Regions from separate parts of the Homo sapiens genome. Here region 1 is linked to region 2. Evidence: chromatin contacts called from ENCODE Hi-C or POLR2A ChIA-PET data. All regions are on one chromosome and are shown on one strand. Each heading gives the region's core, a stretch centred on a gene start or an enhancer-like site at or near the end of the contact. The rest is flanking DNA. Distances are from core to core; before and after follow the strand shown. Region 1 overlaps PTPRE (protein tyrosine phosphatase receptor type E). Region 2 overlaps PTPRE (protein tyrosine phosphatase receptor type E).

Region 1 (4,148 bases), core at 63-2,562, 46 kb after region 2:
AAGATATTGAAAAATGAAGTGGTTGATTCTAGTTCTAATTTCAGGAAATATTGCTTAGAGAGCCAATGTTTGAGTCCTTTCTCTACTAAGTATAAATGTGTGTTTTGCCCAGGAGCCTAGAAAAATGATTGATTAGAAAGATTTTAGTTCTGGAAAGTTGAATGGCCTCTGTAATCCCAGCACTTTAGGAGGCTGAGGTGGTTGGATCACTTGAGGTCAGGAGTTTGAGAGCAGCCTGGCCAGTATGGTAAAACCTCATCTCCACTAAAAATACAAAAATTAGCCAGGCATGGTGGCACGTGCCTGTAATCTCAGCTACTCAGGAGGCAGAGGCAGGAGAATCACTTGAACCCAGGAGGCGGAGGTTGCAGTGAGCCGAGACTGCACCGTTGCACTCCAGCCTGGGTGACAGAGCATGACTCCACCTCAAAAAAAAAAAAAAAAAAAAAAGAAAGAAAAGAAAAGAAAGCGGAGTGACTTAGACTTGTCACTTCATCACTCTGAGTCACACCTTCTTGGTCTAAAACATAAAGGGCTGGGTGAGAATTGTTTAAAGACATCTTCAAGACCTAGAGTTCTATGCTCTAGGGTGGTGCTGGTCTGGATTTGGAGTTAGCAACAGAAATCCCCAGAAAGTAACTACTGCATGTGTCGGCCATGACGGGGACCAGCCGCACTCATCCCCTTGTCTTGCAGGATGTGTCTGCATGTTTTGGGGTGAATGTTTTGTCATCTTCCTATGAGAAAGCAGCACTGGCCTAGGGGCTTCCTCCTCCTGCCTCGCTCATTTGTTTTTGCTCTCTCACTGCTCTCCAAAAGAAGCAAGAACATTTTTTTAAAAAGCATTTTATTAATGGAAAATTTTTATTTGAAATATGGTCATTTCCTTTTTATAATGTTGCTTCTATTCAGGAAGGAAAAGCTGAGAATCCGTGGGCTTTGATTTTAAAACTCAAACAGAAATGTTAGTTAATAAAACAAAGGTATTTTTCCCACTGTTCTGAGGGCCATTCTGGCAAATGGTTCCGGGGGCCGCGTGATGGTTTATGTTGCTAGAAGAAGTGATTCACTGGGAAGGTGAACCACTTCATCTCGTCAGAAACCATGGAAACCCTCGATATCACTCTGTTCCCCTCTTAGGGGAGTTCTCAACAGAAGACACACTGGAAAGTGGATGTCACCGGGATGAAGTTAGAAATCCCAAAAGTAGACTATTTGAGCAAGATCGAATTCAAAGGCATCACTATTTTCAAAACCTGTTTTTGGCTTCCTTCCAATCTGAAGCCAACACCGACATTCTGTTATGCTGTTTCCCGTTGTGGGCGGACTGACTTAATTTTTAATGAGTGATTCACTACCCACGGCTGTATATTTTCCGCCTGCTGAGCTGAGAATTAAGTCATTTTCCTTTAAAAAATTCTTTCTGATACCAGCTGAGTAATGTGGTTCTCAGTGTTTGAGACAAGGAGGCATGTTAATATCACTTAAGAGAGGGTGTTTAACCTGACCTAGGCTCTTAAGACACGGCAAGCATGACGCCATCATGAATGGAATGCTCTCTAGAAAAGGAGCCTGTCTCATTCAGCTTTCAAAAACATTTCTTTCTATAAAAATATTTTCCAAAGTTGTGCAATTTTTTGAAACATTTTCTGGGGGTAATACAAATCCAATCCATTTGGGAAGTCGCGTGGGAGGTTTCCTAATGGGAAGCCTGGTAATATCAGGTGTTTCCCTACAGTGTTCGCAGGGTCTCACCCCTGTCCACTCTGATGACTCTGACTGGCCTCTGTCCGTCCAGCAGGGATCTGGCAATCCTTTCTGATCCATAATCTTTATTAGAATAGCACCGGAGGTACTTGTGGCCACCAGAGCTATGTAGCTCCTGTCTTGGGCCCCACCCCTTACCAAACTGTTCCCTCTCCTGGGCCCCTCAACACCACTCCTTCAGGATGACTCTGAAGCACAGGCCGCCCTATCTTTACAGTGAGTCCCTCCTGCCTGTCCTGAGCACTGACCAGTGAGCCCACCGGGTGAGCAGCTGAAGCTCCTCCCTGTGCCCAGCACCTCGGGGCCCCCAGGATCAGATTTTACCCAGTAGAACCCAAGAACCTAGAGGATGGGAAACACAGCTAGCAAGGAGGTGGCAGGAGGGGTGCAGATCAGAGGGGTGAGAAAGGGAGGCTGGAGGGGCAGGTGGAGCACTCAGGAGTTAGTCATGGGGAAAACAACATGACCAGAAAAGGAGCAGAGGTGGGGCCTGTGAGGCTCAGGTACCGAATGTCTGTGCTAAGCAACCACGTGGGGGTCAGCAGGTCACCCCTCTTCTAAGGACATCCGTCTCCCTAGCTGCTCAGTGGAGTCACCTCTGCAAGGCTCTAGGGTTCTCGCCATCCAGGTTGGGCCCTCAGAAGAAACTGAAAAGTTCTCGCACGAAATTCATAGCACACTGAAAATACAAAGGGTGGCAGCTGGGGGTCTCTTTCTTTGGGAATGATTTGCTCTTAGCCCAGCATCTTGGGCCTCAGCTCGGGGCTTCCTGAAGCCGAGCTTCCCTGGTGAAGAGGCCCCCTATTCAGGGCAGCTGCTCACCAACGCTCCTGGGCCTCGGGGCACTCAGGAAACACCCGAGTTACCCTCAGGGCCAGACCGCAGGCCTGGAGCCTCTCCTTTTGCTGATGCACCTGCATCAGAAAGCCAGACACCTGCTCTAGAAACCTAGGTACCAGGTCTAAAATCCAAATACAGCATCAGGAGCCCAAATACCTGGTTAGAATCCAAGTCCCCATTCAGAAAACTAAGTATCATGCAACAAATCCAAATACCTCTTCAGAAACTCAAATATGTGGTCAGAAAGCCAGGTGCGTGCCCAGGCATTTGTAATAACCGCGTAAGTGGGAGTCTTCATTTTTCTCCAGAACAAGTAGCCCCTTTCTGAAATTCATCATAAAGCTAAAAAATAAATAAGAATTGTTTTATTTCAGTGAGGCTGTAGTGCATTTTTTTAATGTGTCTGCTGTGTATATCACAGTGTGCCTGGGATATCTGAAAAAGTTTGAAGTTGCCCCGGTCACAGAATCTAGGGTCCTGATTGAAAATGAGCAGAGGGTTGAGGAAATAGACTCACTGAAATTGCGTATTCAGGTCTATGAAAGACAGAGAACTACATCAGGGGTGTCACAGCAACCCAGGGGCTCCTCTTCTAAGTTTCTTAAATCCCCAGGAAAGGGTTTTCTTCTAAGACGTGGTTAGAAGGAAATGAACTACTAATCTTGAGAAATGAAAAGTCAAGTTCGGAGAATGGCCTGACAATTCGCGCTATCAGAGAGTGCATGTTTTCTCTAACTCCCATTTTCTACTTTATCCATAATTTATATGATGTGTGACACATAACTTGAAGCTAATGCGTGGTGGGGCCACCGCAGAGGGACAGAAAACAGTTGATGTGGAAGCCATGCCTGACTGTCACAGACGGGGATGGGGGGCCAGGGTCTCAGCTCCTGGAGGGGGCGAGGGAGCCCATTGTCCTGGGATCCCCAGGGTTCACCCAGCATGCATCGGGTCTCAGGAACCTGCGTTGCTGATGGATATGTGAATGAGGGGATGAACAGGCGTGGAAGAAGGGGGAGTAGGGAGAAGACAGTTGTATCTTTGCATTCTTCACAGAGCCTGGGGCAGCACTTAGCACAAACAGGGCTGGCTACTTAAAACCCGGGGTCACTCGTTCAAAAGGCAGGAAAAAAAGCTTTTTCCTTTCTTCGTGTTCTCTCTCTGGATCTTTCATAGTGGTGTGTGTGTGTGTGTGTGCGTGTGTGTGTGTGACCTTCTATTTAATGTCACATTCCCCCAGGCACTAGGATACTCTCACTGCCTTCAACTGGGCAGGTAGAAGGCATCCATCCAGCCCCCATCCTCCCTGTTGAGGAGTTGGGGGAGTCTCAGTTGCTGGTCGGGGCAGGAAGTGGACAGTCAAGAACCCAGCGGGATGGAGCAGAAGGTGGGCCAGGTGTGAGTTGAGGGGTCATACCCCGGCACATGTCCCATTGCCCCACCAGAGTTCCCTCACAAAACACAAGTTCAGAGATAAAATTCTTATGACATATGAAGGTAGCAGTTACAGAGCATTAAACCCCAAGCATGAGGGGCTCTCT
Region 2 (4,162 bases), core at 125-2,624:
CCAGAACTGGGGTATAAAGTAGGACTGAGAATTAAGAGGAAGACCACAGCTGTTGTGTCACATGCAGCATGATAGTCAGGGATGGATGAGCACCTCTGGGAGGTACTTGATAAATATTGATTGAATGGCTAAATGGTGGGTGGGTGGATGGATGGATGGACGATGGACAGATGGATGGATATGTGGATGGATGGATGGATGGATGGATGGATGCATGCATGGATAAGTGGATGGATGGATGGACAGATGGATGGATACATGGACAGACGGATGGATGGATGGATGGATGGATGGATGGATGGATGGATGGATGGGTGGATGGATGGATAAATGGATGGATGGATAAGTGGATGGATGGATGGGTGGATAGATGGATGGATAGGTTAGTGAGGTTAGAAAAGTAGGCAGAAACTGGATCATGAAGGCCCTATAAGGATTTTGCACATAATAGAAGGTCATTTGAGGAGATTGAGCAGGAGAGTGACAAATGGAACTGTGTATTTGAAAGATCTCTGTGGCTCCACGTGGATAGCAGGCTGGTGTAGGTACAAGACTGGAAGCAAGAGACTAGCTAGGGGGTTGTTGCAGTGAAAGAAGATAGTGGCATAAAATTAGGTAGGTGGCAATGAGATGGAGAGAGTGGGCAGATTCCACACATTTTTAGAAAGCCTGAAGATCAGGAATCAGTGACTGTTCTTTAGATGTGTGGGGAAAAAGAGGGCGGCATCTAGAGTGACCCCCAGTGGGCTGGACAGCTGGGGGGATGGTGGCACCTTCTATCAAAATAATGGGGGAAAGGAAGAGAAGGCTAGGGATGGATCGTTGTGACTGTCATGGGCCAGGAGTGCCTTGTGGCATGGATCTGTTTATAAGCCTATCTCCTTCATTGGACCTCAGGAAAGACCCTCCAGCTTCCTCACCCTTCCCCTGCACATCCAGAGCTTAGTGCAGTGCCCAGTACCTGGTTGGTTTTCGAAGTTATTGGACTAAAGAGTGAATATGGATCTGGGATTAGACAGTCTTTAAGATCATTCCCTGCTTAGTTGTGCTGCTGTAGCAACATTCATACATGGGGGTGAGAGGGGTGACTTGCGGAACTGGCAACTCAATGTGGAGAATCTTCCAGGGCAAGCAGGTAGAGGAGAAAAGGCCTCTGTGCCTGACCTCATATCTGAAGCCCAAGGCAACATGCCAGCCAGACTTTGGGCTCCTTGCCTGTGGACACCTGTGTCTTACTGTCTGCTCTGGGCTCTCCTTTGAGGAGGCCTCTGTCTCAGAACAAATGTCACAAACAATGAATGCCATGCTTCAAAGGAAGCTGATGTATGGAGCGTGTGTCACCTTCCTCTACAGGAATGGGGTTTGGCAGTGATCCAAAGACTCACTGTTATGACATGTTCTCAGGGAAGTAGGTCATATGTCCCCAGGGTATTCAGAGAGGCCTGTGAGTGTGAGATGTTTGGGCTGAGCAGGGCTTTCTTCCTCTCAAGGCTCCAAAGGGCGGGCCAACAGGTCATTTGGTTTTTCTCAGTGATATGTTTTCCTCCTCAAGATTCATCACCCCTCTCTCCTCCTCTGCTTGTTCTGAGGCAAATGGACACAGAAATACATTCTCTGTTTTATCCTTCATCGTTGCTAACCCCTGTGGGGTCGCTGACATCATGGAGTTCTCTTCTGGTCGTGCATATTGTAGCTCATGAAGAAAAGGTTGTAAATCACCATTTCAGGATGTTCTGCCTTTGACCTACTATGACTCCATGGAGTATCCCCTACAGAGCTCTCTGTGGGTCTCTGAGAGGCATTGGTGTGTGGCTGCATCTGGCACCTTGAGGTGAAGATGGGCCAGGAGTAGATCCAGGAGGAGCACAGCAGAGCATAGGAGGTGGCTGGAGAAGAAGGTCAGATGCTGTGGGGTCAGGAAGTGCCTGTCAGAGAAGCACCTGGGAGTTTGTTTCTGGCTGAGGCCAGCAAGGGGTGCAGGCTGCATGACTTCCTTCTTCTGAATCTTCCTTTCAGGGCCCAAGTACAAAGAGAAAACACACATCAAAATGCTTGGAGAATGAATGGCTATTCGTGTATATACCATTTCACTGATATTGATAACTTACTATGTGGCCGATCCTGCTCAAGGGCCTAGGAAGAAAAAGAACTCTCAGCCCTCATTTTGGGGCAAATAAGTAAGGATATATATACAAGGATGTTTATTGCGGCAAAAAATAAAACACTAAATTTATAATGGCAAGGCCTGTCAACAGGGAAAGATTGAAAAGAGATTGATTCTGCATCTGCATCATGGAGCAGTCTGCAGCCCCTGGGAGATATTCATCAGACCTCGCAGGCTGGCAGGGAGGGATTTCCACCCCGCATTGGTAAGAGAGAAGAGCAAGATGCGCTTGCACATTGCACCTGTGCACACTTGCTCATCTGTAATTGTGGGTACAGGGACAAAGGTGTGTGCAGACACACTGCAGGTCACAAAGACTGCATAGAGGCATAGAGTGAAAGTGGGTACAGAAAAGGGGAGGAGTAGGAAGAAAAGAAACAAGGAATCACAGGACACGGCAGCTCGTGTCTGTAATCCCAGCACTCTGAGAGGCTGAGGTGGGAGGATCACTTGAGCCCAGGAGTTCGAGACCAACCTGGGCAACATCGTGAGACCCTGGCTCTGCTAAAAACTAAAGCCAGATGTGATGGCTTGTGACTGTAGTCCTAGCTACTGGGGAGGCTGAGGCAGGAGGATCCCTCGAGCTCAGGAGGGCAAGGCCACCATGATTGTGCCACTACACTCCAGCTTAGATGACAGAATGAGACCCTGTCTCAAAAAAAAAAAAAAAAGCTATATGTTTTTAAATATCATTTATAGTGTGATTTGTGTAAAATTGCATAGACACAGAGAAGGGTTTACGCCATGGGACAGCCACGAAAATGTGATAGCACTTCAGTTTGACTTTAAAAAAAATACTCTTGTGCATTGTTCAATTGTTTTTATAATACAGTGATCACATTTATTTAGTGATTGGAAAAGAGGTTATATTTTAGTTTTGGAAAATTAAATAAGTGTAGATGTGAAAACAAAATAAATAAAAATTCTCAGAGGTATGTTTATCTAAAGTGAGCCAGATTCACGTGCATTCAAAACTCCTCTCCTAGGAAAACCTCCCCTGATTGTCTTCTTCAACTGTTAGGAAATAGTGTTGAGGTGTTGCCACACCCTGAGGCCCATTCTCCCCTATGCTGTGTGTTAGAAGTCTGTCTCTTGCTCTGAAGAATTCAGGTTTGTCCCATGGGTTTACATTTTATTTATCTCTTAATGCTTACATCCTCTGATGCCTCTGACATTTTACCTTGTCTTTGGACAAATTTTCACAATGTTTAAAAGGTATGCTTTAAAAAGATATGCTCTTACATAACTTTTCTGTGCCCGGCTATTCTCCCATATGTTAAAGGAGGCCTCCTTTCCCTGGACCACCATGACCACCCGAGGGACTTGCAGGTTGCCAGGGCATCACCTGTCATGTTCTTTTATGGAAAGAATCTGGACTGGAGCACATGAGCTCAAGAAAAATCTCGGACTTAAAATTCAGTCTACAAGAGAAACTGACATTGTCTTGGACCTGTGTAATGGGCAAAGTTCAGAGTCTCTGGGGTACAGGGAAGTAGGTCAGGGAGTGGGGAAACTGAGGCCTGTTGTGGGACTTCTCAGCCCACCCTAATTAGAGGGGTTGAGCCAACCCCCCAATAAATACCTTCTCATGTGACAGCATGGGACGTGAGATGGGAAAGGCCCATCAGCTAAATGCGAGCCACACCGTGAAGGATGCCCCATGCCATGCCCAAGGGTTTGGGTTTTCTCCTAGGAGGGGTGAAGAGCTGCTGAAGCTTTTGAGCCCTGTAGATGCTTAGATGTGTGTTGGGCCACTCCGTTGGCCCCCAGGAGAGCAGATGGGGAAGGGTGAGCCTAGGCTTAGAAGACCAGCACAGAGTCCTGAGCTTGGGGATGTGCACACACCATCACCCCCTCCTTTTTTTTTGTTTAAGAGAGACTTTATTTTAGGGCATTTTAAATTCACAGCAAAATTGAGTGGAAGGTAGAGAGATTTCCCATATGCCCCTTAACCCTACACACACACAGCCTCCCCACTCTCATTATCCTACACGTCAT

The links. Hi-C counts contacts between places; a loop is a spot of excess contacts on that map. ChIA-PET counts read pairs that join two places held with the same protein, here RNA polymerase II (POLR2A). Pooled maps may share reads with other maps.
Region 1: a loop to region 2 is called in a map of endothelial cell of umbilical vein, with 6 times the contacts of the local background. The contact joins two enhancer-like sites. A Hi-C loop is called at or near these places in 4 of 168 maps with a recorded cell type or tissue (Calu3, PC-9, endothelial cell of umbilical vein and 1 more) and 8 of 50 pooled maps. POLR2A ChIA-PET finds 5 or more read pairs at or near these places in 5 of 52 experiments (AG04450, HCT116, PC-9 and 2 more).

Annotation. Positions count from the first base shown.
Region 1 is chr10:127,989,984-127,994,131 of GRCh38, forward strand. All of the region lies in intron 2 of PTPRE (protein tyrosine phosphatase receptor type E), which reads left to right. Among named protein-coding and RNA genes, the nearest start is that of PTPRE-AS1, 58 kb to the left of the region's middle. Within about 2 kb of position 1,313, at least 13 of the 41 ENCODE cell types and tissues checked have a DNase peak (open chromatin) inside an H3K27ac peak, as active enhancers do; they include PC-9 and endothelial cell of umbilical vein, where a contact is called at or near this core.
Region 2 is chr10:127,944,202-127,948,363 of GRCh38, forward strand. The region is part of intron 1 of PTPRE (protein tyrosine phosphatase receptor type E); the gene reads left to right. Among named protein-coding and RNA genes, the nearest start is that of PTPRE-AS1, 12 kb to the left of the region's middle. Within about 2 kb of position 1,375, at least 4 of the 41 ENCODE cell types and tissues checked have a DNase peak (open chromatin) inside an H3K27ac peak, as active enhancers do; they include PC-9 and endothelial cell of umbilical vein, where a contact is called at or near this core.